2 separate regions of the Homo sapiens genome follow, and region 2 is linked to region 1. A link is a contact called in ENCODE Hi-C data. All regions are on one chromosome and are shown on one strand. The core of a region is the stretch at or near the end of the contact, and the rest is flanking DNA. Distances in the headings are between cores, read along the strand shown.

The links. A loop is a pair of places that touch in the nucleus more often than their neighbours do. Pooled maps may share reads with other maps.
Region 2: a loop to region 1 is called in a map with no recorded cell type, with 7 times the contacts of the local background. The contact joins the promoter of ASB2 here to the enhancer-like site in region 1. A Hi-C loop is called at or near these places in 3 of 37 single-sample maps with no recorded cell type and 4 of 50 pooled maps.

What each region holds. Positions count from the first base shown.
Region 1 is chr14:89,430,057-89,435,685 of GRCh38, forward strand. LOC107984635 (a long non-coding RNA gene) reads left to right here. Exons shown (of 2, transcript XR_001751025.2): 2 at 1-1,016. It also overlaps a transcript of FOXN3 not described here. Among named protein-coding and RNA genes, the nearest start is that of FOXN3-AS1, 16 kb to the left of the region's middle. RefSeq lists an enhancer at 2,057-2,610. Within about 2 kb of position 1,539, at least 2 of the 41 ENCODE cell types and tissues checked have a DNase peak (open chromatin) inside an H3K27ac peak, as active enhancers do.
Region 2 is chr14:93,974,939-93,981,132 of GRCh38, forward strand. It overlaps ASB2 (ankyrin repeat and SOCS box containing 2), which reads right to left and starts at 1,632. Exons shown (of 10, transcript NM_001202429.2): 1 at 1,496-1,632. It overlaps LOC107984663 (a long non-coding RNA gene), which reads right to left. Exons shown (of 4, transcript XR_001750861.2): 4 at 2,487-6,194. RefSeq lists an enhancer at 113-684.

The DNA of each region.
Region 1 (5,629 bases), core at 289-2,788:
TAGTTATTACAAGCAATCATGATGCTCTAAAAATAGCAGCAAATTATATTCTCTAGAAATTGAAGGCTGACCTTAAAATGAAGCCCAGGTCTTCAGAAAGAATATTCATATGCACATGTTGGATAAATGACAACAATGCACAAAGGCAAAATAAAAGTACAAAGCTTTTTCCACTCTTTGAGAGGTTTTTGATTTGCTTCCAAATTTCCTTTGGTTCTGGTGGAAACAGGTTGCTTCAAAACCTTACCATACAGAACCTGCTTCCAGTGGTCATGATTCCAGTTTGAAGGATTTTCCTTCAAACTTACAATCTTAAGGCAATCAAAGAAGAAATGTTTCATTTAGGCTTTTTCAGCACAGATAAACACAGCAGCAGGTTGCTGAAAACCCACCACATTGCTGCAGACTACTTTCGGTTTCCTGTTTAATATTAAATAAAGAATTTTAGCTCTTCTGTTTTTATAAACTGTGCTATTTGCTACTACTGTCACTACTAAAAGCATTATGACTGGGTGGATAAGTAGTCCTATGATTTTCAAGCCTTCTTTTTTCTTTAATCTTAGTATCTATTTTGAAGACATCGCGAGAGTTAAGAGTCTCAAATCTGTTTAATTGATTTTTTTATTTTTAAAAGGCCCAAATAAGTACTTCCGTTAGCTCTTAGATCTCTGAACATTATGTATTTTTAAACCACTTTGAATACTTTGAAAAGGGCCACAGAAAACACTCATATTCAAATACCACCAGACGGAGGTTCTGCCTAACCAAAAGTAAAAGCAGAAAAGTTTAAAGCTGAATTGTGCCCTGCACACACCTTGAGATTGTAGGGGTGAAATGAATGGTCTTGGGCCGGGGATCTTGCTAAAGGCATGATAAATCATGCGTTGCAGGCAAATTAAGACCCAGGCTCTAACTTGAACCTCAGACTGTGCCAAACTCCATCTCCATTTAAGGAAAATGGTTTTCTCAGTTTCTTGCACATGACCTAAAGGCTTGTCCAGTCATTTCCGTTGTCTGAAATGCAAAGCAATCTTTCTTTTTTAAGTAGAGAAAGAAGAGTCCTGAAATATTTATAGGAAAGTGCTTCACTACCTACTGACAGCAATGTGGTTGGTCTCTACGTGTTTAGCACATTTTTTTTTGTTTGCTTGTTTCTTTGAGACAGAGTCTCTCTCTCTCTCCCAGGCTGGATGGAGTGCAGTGTTGTGATTTCAGCTCACTGCAACTTCTTCAGCTTCACTTGAACCGGGTTCAAGTGATTCTCCTGCCTTAGCCTCCCAAGTAACTGGGATGACAGGCGCCCACCACCACACCCGGCTAATTTTTGTATTTTTGGTAGAGACAGGGTTTCACCATGTTGGCCAGGCCGGTCTTGAACTCCTGACCTCAGGTGATCCACCCGCCTCGGCCTCCCAAAGTGCTGGGATTACAGGCATGGGCCACTGCGCCTGGCCAGCATGTTTTTTATCCATGTTTCTGTAGCTAGTCAAAAGCCATTCTTTTGACCCTCTGTGCAAGAGTTCTTGCAGCTGTTTGTTTTTGTTTTTTTATTTTGTTTCGATATGTTTTATTTTTTTAGAGCAGTTTAAGGTTCACAGCAAACTTGAGTGGGAGGTACAGAGATTTCTCATTATCCACTGCCCCAACACAAGCATAGTGCTGTGGTTGTTGTTTTGAGAAAGAATTTCACTCCTGTTGCCCAGGCTGGAGTGCAATGGCACAATCTTGGCTCACTGCAACCTCCACCTCCTGGGTTCAAGCAATTCTCCTGCCTCAGCCTCCCGAGTAGCTTGGATTACAGGCGCCCGCCACCACGTCCAGCTAATTTTTGTATTTTTAGTACAGACGGGGTTTCACCATGTTGGTCAGGCTGGTCTCAAACTCCTGACCTCAGGTGATCCGCCTGCCTCGGCCTCCCAAAGTGCTGGGATTACAGGCGTGAGCCACCACGCCCGGCTGTGTTGTTGCTTTTTTATAATCAAACAATATGTGATGTAAAAACCCAATTCCAACCAAAGAAATAGGAAAATCATAAAGAACATCGCATTGCAGTCTCTGCTGCTCCACAACTCGCCACTAACTGGATCCCTGTCACCTCTCTGTGGAAGGGTATAAAGGAAATATTGGTTTGAAACTAAGCCAAATGTCCCATCTTTTCCTAGCAATGTGTCTTGCAGGCAGACTCCACCTCTCCATTTATGGGTGGGAGACCTGGAATGTCCAGTGACGGCCCTAACACCACCCTGCTCCTAATTTTCCTAGGAAGGACCAAAGGTGATGTCAATTTTGCCTTGAGGACATTCAAGGCGCTTGAACAACAGGAGTCAAAACAATGAACACCAAGTACCCAATGACTGCGATCCAAAGGATTATAAAACATGCATAACAACAAAAGCTTCCTGCAGGCCAGGCACCGTGCCAAGAGCTTTACCTGCATTATTTATTCCATCTTTCCACCACCCTTACAGGATAGGTGCTGTCATCCTCATTTACAGATGAGGACACCAAGGCTTCAAGAAGCTCACTCATTTGCCAGAAGTGAAATGCAAACTTAAAGATCCCCATGTCCCTCTGGCCTGCACAGCCCCACCGCCTTGACCACTGCTCTCACCTGTCTATTGCTATTCTCCAAGATCTCATTTCCAAGATCACAGAATGTAACTTTCTGCTGGTCATCTCTACCTCTTAGGCTTCTTCTTCACAGTTTTGGGGTTTTTGGGAGGGAGTTTTTGTTTTGTTTTGTGGCATTGGTTTGGTTTGAGTTTTGCATAGCATTCTTCATTTTCTTTTTCTTTATTTAGAGATGGGGCAGAGGGGTCTCACTATATTGCCCAGGTCGGTCTCAAACTCCTGGGCTCAAGCGATTCTCCTGCCTTGACCTCCCAAACTCCTGGGATTACAGGCGTGAGCCAACGAGCACCTGGCCTGCATAGCATTTTTCAAGGGCTACTAATCATAGTCACCCTTTCTACCCTCACCATTACCTACAAATGCTCACATAGAAACAGACACATTTGGCTGGGCACAGTGGCTCACACCTGTAATCCTTTGGGAGGCCGAGGCGGGGTGAGTCACCTGAGGTCAGGAGTTTGAGACCAGCCTGGCCAACATGGCGAAACCCTGTCTCTACTAAAAATACAAAAATTGCTGGGCACGGTGGCTCACACCTGTAATCCCAGCACTTTGGGAGGCCAAGGTGGGCAGATCACAACGTCAGGAGTTCAAGACCAACCTGGCCAATCTGGTGAAACCCCATCTCTACTAAAAATACAAAAATTAGTTGGGCGTGGTGGTGCGGGCTTGTAGTCCCAGCTACTCGGTAGACTGAGGCAGAAGAATCGCTTGAACTCAGGAGGCTGAGGTTGCAGTTAGCCGAGATCGTGCCACTGCACTCCAGCCTGGGCGACTAAGCGAGACTCCATCTCAAACAAACAAACAAACAAATAAATACATAATACAAAAATTAGGCTGGGTGCGGTGGCTCACGCCTATAATCCGAGCACTTCAGGAGGTTAAGGCAGGCAGATCACGAGGTCAGGAGTTCGTGACCAGCCTGGCCAACACGATGAAACTCTGTCTCTACTAAAAATACAAAAAATTAGCCAGGCGTGGTGGCAGGCGCCTGTAATCCCAGCTATTCAGGAGGCTGAGGCAGTAGAATCGCTTGAATCCAGGAGGCAAGGTGGCGGAGGTTGCAGTGAGCTGAGATCACGCCACTTCACTCCAGCCTGGGTGAAAGAGCGAAACTCTGTCTCCAAAAAAAAAAAAAGAAAAGAAACAGACATATTCATTAAATGGACAAACGTCTAAAAATACTGAAATATCCAGGGCAATGGTCACACACCAGTACTGTGCTTTTATCAGAATTTTTTTTTTTTTTTTTTTGAGATGGAGTTTCACTCTTGTCGCCCAGGCTGGAGTGCAATGGCCCCATCTTGGCTCACTGCAACCTCGCCTCCCAGATTCAAGCAATTCTCCTGTCTCAGCCTCCAGAGTAGCTGGTATTACAGGTGCCTGCCACTACGCCCGGCTAATTTTAGGTATTTTTAGTAGAGACGAGGTTTCACCAGGAGTCAACCTGGTCTTGAACTCCTGACCTCAGATGATAGCCCCACCTCACTGTCCCAAAGTGCTGGGATTACAGACGTGAGTCACTGCGCAAGCCTTTTTTTTTTTTTTTTTTTAAGATGGAGTTTTGCTCTTGTTACCCAGGCTGCAGTGCAATGGTGTGATCTCACTCAGCTCACTGCAACCTCCACCTCCCGGATTCAAGTGATTCTCCTGCCTCAGCCTCCAGAGTAGCTGGGATTACAGGTGCCTGCCACCACACCCGGCTAATTTTTTTGTATTTTTAGTAAAGACAGTGTTTCACTGTGCTGGTCAAGCTGGTCTTGAACTTGTGACCTCAGGTGATCCACCTGCCTCGGACTCTCAAAGTGCTGGGATTACAGATGTGAGCCACCGTGCCTGGCCTTATCAGAATCTTAAAACACAAAGGTTTTTTAAGAAGCTCATGATCACTCCAGAGCACAGGCCTGGAACTCCAAGTCCATCTCCATCTCCCATCTGAACCCTTGGGAAGAACAAGCAGCTGTAGAGGTACCCATTTTCAACTCACAGAATAATCTCCTTTTTCTCCAATCCTCACCCTATTGCCTGCTCCCAAACCACCAAATAAACCTTCTTTGAATGTCCTACTACCACAAGGACAAAAATCTGATGGATTCTCTTGAAGGTAATGCTTCCAAAGCACAGACATTTGACAAGAAACCATTTTCAAACTATGTATCTTGTTCTTTGCACTCCGGTAGTTATTGTCTGCCAGTTTAGAAACACCACTGACCCTCACACCAGAACTACTTTCCAAAAGCTGTATTACAGAGAATTATTATAGTTACAGGTACAGATCAACCTTAGTCAATTCTGTATAAACGTTCAACAATTAGCCAAGCACAATTTGAATACACTGTACTGCTAATCAGATTAACTTTCCCCCATATATCCTAGACAAGAGGGTAAAACTCTCTTACTAAGGCAGCCTGGGGCCAGACACAGTGGCTTATGACTACAATCCCAATACTTTGGGAGGCTGCGGAGGGGAGGATTGCTTGAACCCAGGAGTTAGAAGCCAGCCTGGGCAACACTGCAAGACCTCATCTCTACAGAAAAAATTTTTGTAATTAGCTGGGCGGTGCACACCTGCTACTCATGAGGCTGAAGCAGGAGGATCACTAGGGCCTGCGAGGTCAAGCCTTCACTGAGCTATGATTGTGCCACTGCACTCCAGCCTGGGTGACACAGCAAGACCCTGTCTCTTAAAAAAAAAAAAAAAAAATGGCAGCCCAATACCCCCACAGGCCCTCAGAGCCTTCACCCAAGCTGTATACATGAGAGACAGAGAAGAAGCATACTCCCTTAACTCACTGCCATCTTCCACACCCACGTCATCTCCACGTCCATGGCGCTCCCAGATAGACTGTGGTACGACAGCCAAAGCATTCGTTCCCTCACAAACCACCCCAGATGCTTCCTTGAAAGCTCCCCTGGTGCCACTACTAGAATCTCATCTCGAGACCAGCCAACAGCTCCGTAAAAAGGGGATGAAGTAGAAAGCTGAGGTCTGTGGTTT
Region 2 (6,194 bases), core at 382-2,881, 4.5 Mb after region 1:
CCGGCCTGTTTGTGCAAGAACAGATGATGCAAACCAGCATGGCACCCAGCGGAGCTGCTGCCAGCTTCTTGGGGACGCTGTGCAGCACATGGGCCTGCCACCAGCTGTCAGGACCCGTCCAACTGTTTTGGAAGTGCCTCGAGCATCTGCCACTGTCTGCCTCATGGTGCTTCTGCCCAGGCAGAGGTCAGGGCTGTGGCGGGGGTGCTGGCCCCAGCTGGCTCTGCCTGCGTCCCTCTGAGCCCCCTCAAGCCCTCGCCTCACGAAACAAGCTTATCTTCAGAAGAGCATTCCTGTCCTGTGCAGGGGCTCAGCTTCTGCCCTGCTTCAGGCCTTCCTCATTTACCTGCCCTCCCTAGGAGTCACCAGCCTCCTTGCCTCCTCATTCCAGTGCATACCCCTGGCTTCCCGAAGAGCCACCGAAGCCAAATCTCACATCCTCCAAGGGGAATGGGCCACTGAAATGAAAATGATTCTCCACCTAGAGGCACCAGAAACCAAGTCATGTTTCTGGGCCTCCACCTCTGGGGCCTGAGATGTGAACACACGGGTGGGAGTGTAGGTGCCTGGCTGTGTCCCTTCATATCCCAGATGCTCAATGCATGTGGCTATGTGCATGCCGTCCTCTGCTCAAAAACTCTCAGAAAGTGTTCCAACTTCTTGCTTGGCCTGGAAGGATGTGCCTCTCCCTCTGGCCTCCCCTTCTAGCCTCACCCCCATTTTTCACATGCAGAACCCTTTGCCAGAGCCACATTTCACTTTCCATCATCACCCCAGGTCCCTTGACTTCCCTGCCTTTGCCCAAGCTGCTCCTCCACCTGGAGGTCTCTGTTTCCACCCTGAGGCATCCCACCCATCCTTTCAAAGGCCATGGCCTCCTTAAATGTGTCATGCATATGCGTGTGCACACACATGCATGGTATTCTTGCATCCCTGCATTCCACAGCTTTGTTGGATCTCACATAAATAACATTCCTCCATTTCCTCTCCTAATCCCCAAACAGTTGAAAGCAGAGCACATGGCACCTTGGCTGCTATGGTCTCCCACAATACCGTGCATGCCTAGGCACTCTGCAACAGCTACATTAAATTAACTCCCACTCATGAAAACCTCTATCTGTGCGCCTGGCCTGAAAGCATTTCTGAAAGTCACTTGTCTGACACAGATACCGCCCAAGACCTACAGACCCAACAATAGCATCATTGATAAGTCCTTTTGCATTTCCATTTTTAGAAGTGCACAGCAGAGTGATATTCTGAGCCAGAGTCCTCCAGAAGAATGGGTAAGTACATGCAAATTGCTGAGTCTCTGTTCATTGCATCCAAAACGAAAGTCACCAGCGTGCTGTATAACTCAAGAAAATACGAGAGAGAGGGAAAAGCAACATCACAGTTTGACTACAAGCGGTTTCCAGTAAGTACTGCAGCCGAAAATCCCCACCAGCCAAAGAATCTTTTGCAAGATCTGTATAAGAAAGTTGAAAGCATGCATTACCTGTTAGGCTCTGAAACAAGGGTACAATTCAGGGGTAATACAAAGGATTTTCTTGAAAGTGTCTTAATTCAGAACATGCTCCCCGAGTTTTCCTTCTGCCCTGGCCCCAAGCTTCTGGCTGCTCTGCCAGGCAGTTCTGAAACGCTGTCCTTTGAAGCAGGGAGTTTATTTTGGGGCCACCGCATGACCAACGTTGACAAGCCAAACTATAAGATGTTATACATCTCAGATTTCCTGTTTGGAGGTTGCACTGAGGAAGCTGCAATCCTGCCTTCCGTTCCTCCGGGTGCATCGAATACAGACTCTCACTTCAGAGAGGATCCCGGAGCTTTGGCCCTCACGTGATGTCATCATTTGTGATCCTTGACATGGAGGCCATATATGGGTATGTTTCTGGAACTACCCAGGGGAGAGCCAGACAGGAGAGAGATGCAGTGGGTCAGAGACAGAGGCAGGGAACGAGGACGAGGAGACGCATAGTTGGGAGACAAAGAGTGAGGAGCAAGGGAGGAGGAAGAAAGGGGAAGAGGAGAAGTAAAGGCAACAAAGGAGGGAAGGCAAGACAGCAGGAAGGAAGAGGATGGAGTGAAAGAGAAGGGAAGAAGGGGAGAGAGGAGATGAAGGAGTTGACGTAAAAGGGCTTTGGAGAAATCAAGGTTTGGTGCTGAGCTTGTGGCAGCATTTGGGGATAGCAGGTGTCTGGCTGCTGGATACTGTGGGGTGGGGCTGGGGATACAAAGGGCCAGGGTACAAATGAGCCAACAAACAAACACAGAGGCATGCGGGCAAGCCCTGGGCAGAGATATACAACAGAAGAGAGCCCTTCCTCCTGGTCTAGGGAAGAACGTCCCATTTCTGGAATAGGTCAAATGTCAAAGACAACACATACACAGCCACATGCACTGAGCATCCGGGATGTGACAGGACATGGCCAGGCACCTACTCTCCCACCCGTGTGTTCACATCTCATGCCTCAGAGTTAGGGGTCCAGAAACATGACTTGGTCTGTTCCTCTAAGGGGAGAATCATTTTTGTTTCAGTGGCCCATTCCCCTTGGAGGATGTGGATTTATGATGGCCACAGCATGATTTCTCACTGATTCAAACTCAGGAAACCTCAGGATGCCTTTACACGCACTTCGAATATTCCACAAGGAAATACATCTCAGTATACAAGGTGCCACGGGGTTGAGTCAAGGTTCTGGAGGTCTGACTGGTGCTAAAGATGGGAAGGACACCAGTGGTCCCCAGGCAGTCCCCCAGCTTCCCTGGTACCTGCCAAATTGCTCATCACCCCAGCTGGGTCAGTCTTCCCAGGCCACTGTGGCTGGGTGGCCCTCAAAGTTAGCTCAAGTTCAGCCCCTTCCAGACCCATGTGCTATGGAGGGAGTGTAGGAGAAGGGCAGAGAAGGGGCTGTCAGATTCTTTTTACTTTTTGGAGACTCTGCTACCCAGTAGGATGTTCCCCGAGAGACGTCTCTGTGGGACGGCTCCCCGAGGCCGGGCTGCTTTCCTGGGCTCCTTGCTGGAGGCAAAACACAGGTTCCTCTACTTCCTGCCCACCACCTGCCCCTTCCCAATCTGACCTGGAAGGTGGGCTGTGGCCAGGCCAGGCCCCTCCTAGGTTGCCCTCTGCCTCATGGGCATGCACACATGCACACACACACACACACATACACACCCCAAACTCCATCCAAGATGTGTCTATTCCTTCCCTCCCCTTGAATATGGGGTGGCCTAGTGATGGACTTAACAATAGAATGCAGTGGAAATGATGTCCTGAGACTTCCAAGGCTAGGTCATGAGATGCTTTGTAGCTGCCATGTTGTGAGGAAGTCCAAGCAAGCAACACCCAGGGCCCCCAGAGCATCTAGCACCAGGCAGAGGGGTGAAGACACCCTCTCGGAGGTGGATCCTTCACCTGCAGCTGCCACAGCTAATGCCACGTGGAGCAGAGACAAACCACCCACAACTTCCTGACCCATAAACCACAAGCTATGATAAAAGGATTGTTTCGTGCCACTGGGGATTGAGGTAGTTTGATATGTAGTAATAATCAACCCAGACACTCACCAAATATTCACTGCGGTCTCAGCTGCATGCTCCTCAGCTCTCGTGTGCTACCCGTGAACTTTTTTCTGACTTTCCACTTGTCTTTGTTTCCATTTAAAAGAAGAAAAACAGATTCAAACTAAATTTTTTTTTACCTCACTCTTTACAAAAGAATGTAGTCCCAAGTCATTTCCCAGTTCTTGGGTTTATCAGACCAGAAGCTCCTTTTGGCTGAGATTCTGTCTTACAGGGGAATTGTGGTCCCTCTAACTGGAGGGACTCTTGGCTATCCTGGTGTTCAGAGCCCTCATTTACTAGTTCAGGCCCCAAGAGGTTCTGTGCCTTCTCTGAGATCACCTGGCAATTTGGGGGCAGAATAATTCACACATTGAAAGCCATGCCAGTGGGAACCATGCCCCATGGGATCAGACGCTGATGTCCTAAAGCACAGACACTCTCCTGACAAAGGCAGGGACAGCGTTCAAGCATCTGACTCGAGCCTGTGGAGGGCAGGCAGTGTGACCCAGAGGAAAGAGAACTGTGCTGGGATCTGGCCCTAGCTGCTCATTAGAATCATATTACACTTACCTATGCCTGCCCCACCCCAGAGATTCTGATTTAAATAATCTGTGTCGAGGCCCAAACAGGACTGATTTTTAAAAACTTTTTATTAAAGTTCAGTATACCCACAAAAAAGTGCAACTTTCACATATGTACAGCCCAGTACATTTTCACAGACTGGACACACCCAACATCTGAATATTACAAGCACCTCAAGAGCTCCCACCACCCACCACCTCCTGCCAGGGGTGACCACTCTCCTGACTGCTAGCAGGACAGGTTCCTTTGAACTTCATGTGAATGAAATCATTGCGTCTCGTTTCATTTAACAACACATTGCGAGACCTGCCCATATTGTTTCATGGAGTTGTAGATTGTTATTTTAATTGCTGTGTAGTATTCCATGCTATGAATATATCACAATTTATTCATTCTACTGTTGATGGACATCTGGGTGGTTCCCAGTTTTGGGCGATGATGAAGAGTGTAGCTATGAACATTCTAGTACATGTCTTTTGGTAAATATTCATACTCCTTTCTCTTGGGTATACACCTAGGATGGGGATCACTGGGTCAGAGTTTAGGTCTTCTTTCAACTTGAGTGAAACTGTCACATGGCTTTCCAAAGTTGTGTCAGTTTGCACTCCCATCAACCAGGCATAAGAGTTCCAGTCACTCTATATCCTTACCAACAATTGGTAGATTCCATCTTTTTTCTTTTTTTTTTTGAGATGGAGTCCTGCTCTGTTGCCCAGGCTGAAGCGCAGTGGTGAGATCTCGACTCACTGCAACCTCCACCTTCTGGATTCAAGCGATTCTCTTGCCTCGGCCTCCCAAGTAGCTAGGATTACAGGTGCCCACCACCACGCCCAGCTATTTTTTTTGTATTTTTAGTAGAGATGGGGTTTCACCATGTTGGCCAGGCTGGTATCGAACTCCTGACCTCAGGTGATCTGCCCGCTTCAGCCTCCCAAAGTGCTGGGATTACAGACGCGAGCCACCGCACCCAGCCTCCATCTTTTTTCATATTATCTATTTTGATGGGCATCCGTGGCATCTTGTTGCAGTTTTAATCTGCACACCCCTGATGACAAATTACGGTGAGCATTTGAGCAGCCCTGGCCTCAGTGATCTCTGGAGCCTTTCCGGGGTCCCTAACTTTGCACAAGGCCCACCAGCTACCCTGGGAACAGCCCTCCAGGGAGGGTTTTTGTGGGGAAACAAAGGGAATAGAAGGGGAATAAAAATGCAGAGGCAGAAACTATGCAACTGATCAACCTGCAAGGGAGTGGGAAGAAGAATGTGGCCACCACAGGAAAGCCCCAGGACTCACACCTGGAACCAAGGTGGGTTTCACTCTCCCAAGCCTAACTAGAACCTGCCCTCCCTTACTCTACCCCCTCACCTGGCATTATCCTCCCTGCTGACCTATTCTATATTTATCTCCCATATGTGCATTGCCTGTTTCTTCCATCTAGAATACTTTGTCCTTCTGTTCACTGCTGTGTGTCGGTGTCTATAGCAGTGCCTGGCACATAAGAGATGCCCATTCCATAACTGTTGGACATGTGTGCCCACACTCAAGCCCACAGTCCCTGAGGCAGAATTGGGAAGGGCCTTGGTTCTGCCTGCCAACCCGAGCCTGGCCGGTGGCTACAAAGACACACACACACTTTAGGTCTCTCCCTTCCAGACATCCCTCTCTGTTTATGTCAGCCTGAATGCCCAGGAATAAAGGGGTGCATGTATGTATTGGAGAGGCCATTTGCAGGGCCCTATACCTAGTCGGGTCTAGGGGGAACCAAGACCAGCACATGTTTCTGTGACAGTGACACCTCTTCCAGAAGGAGGGAAGGAGAGTGGAGGAGGAAGAGCCAGCCAAGAGCCCCCGGGAGCTGAGCTGTGAGTCAACGCCAAGTCCTGGGCGGACTCCAGCCCAGCAATGGAACATCATCCGCTAAAATAAGCACCCCTGCGATCCTGGCGTCCTGGCTCCCAGCCCTGGCTGCCTCTTGCTGTCAGTTTATTTTGGTTTCAAGTAACCAAGCTGAAGATGGACAGACAAGAGTCTGATCCTCACCCTGGGC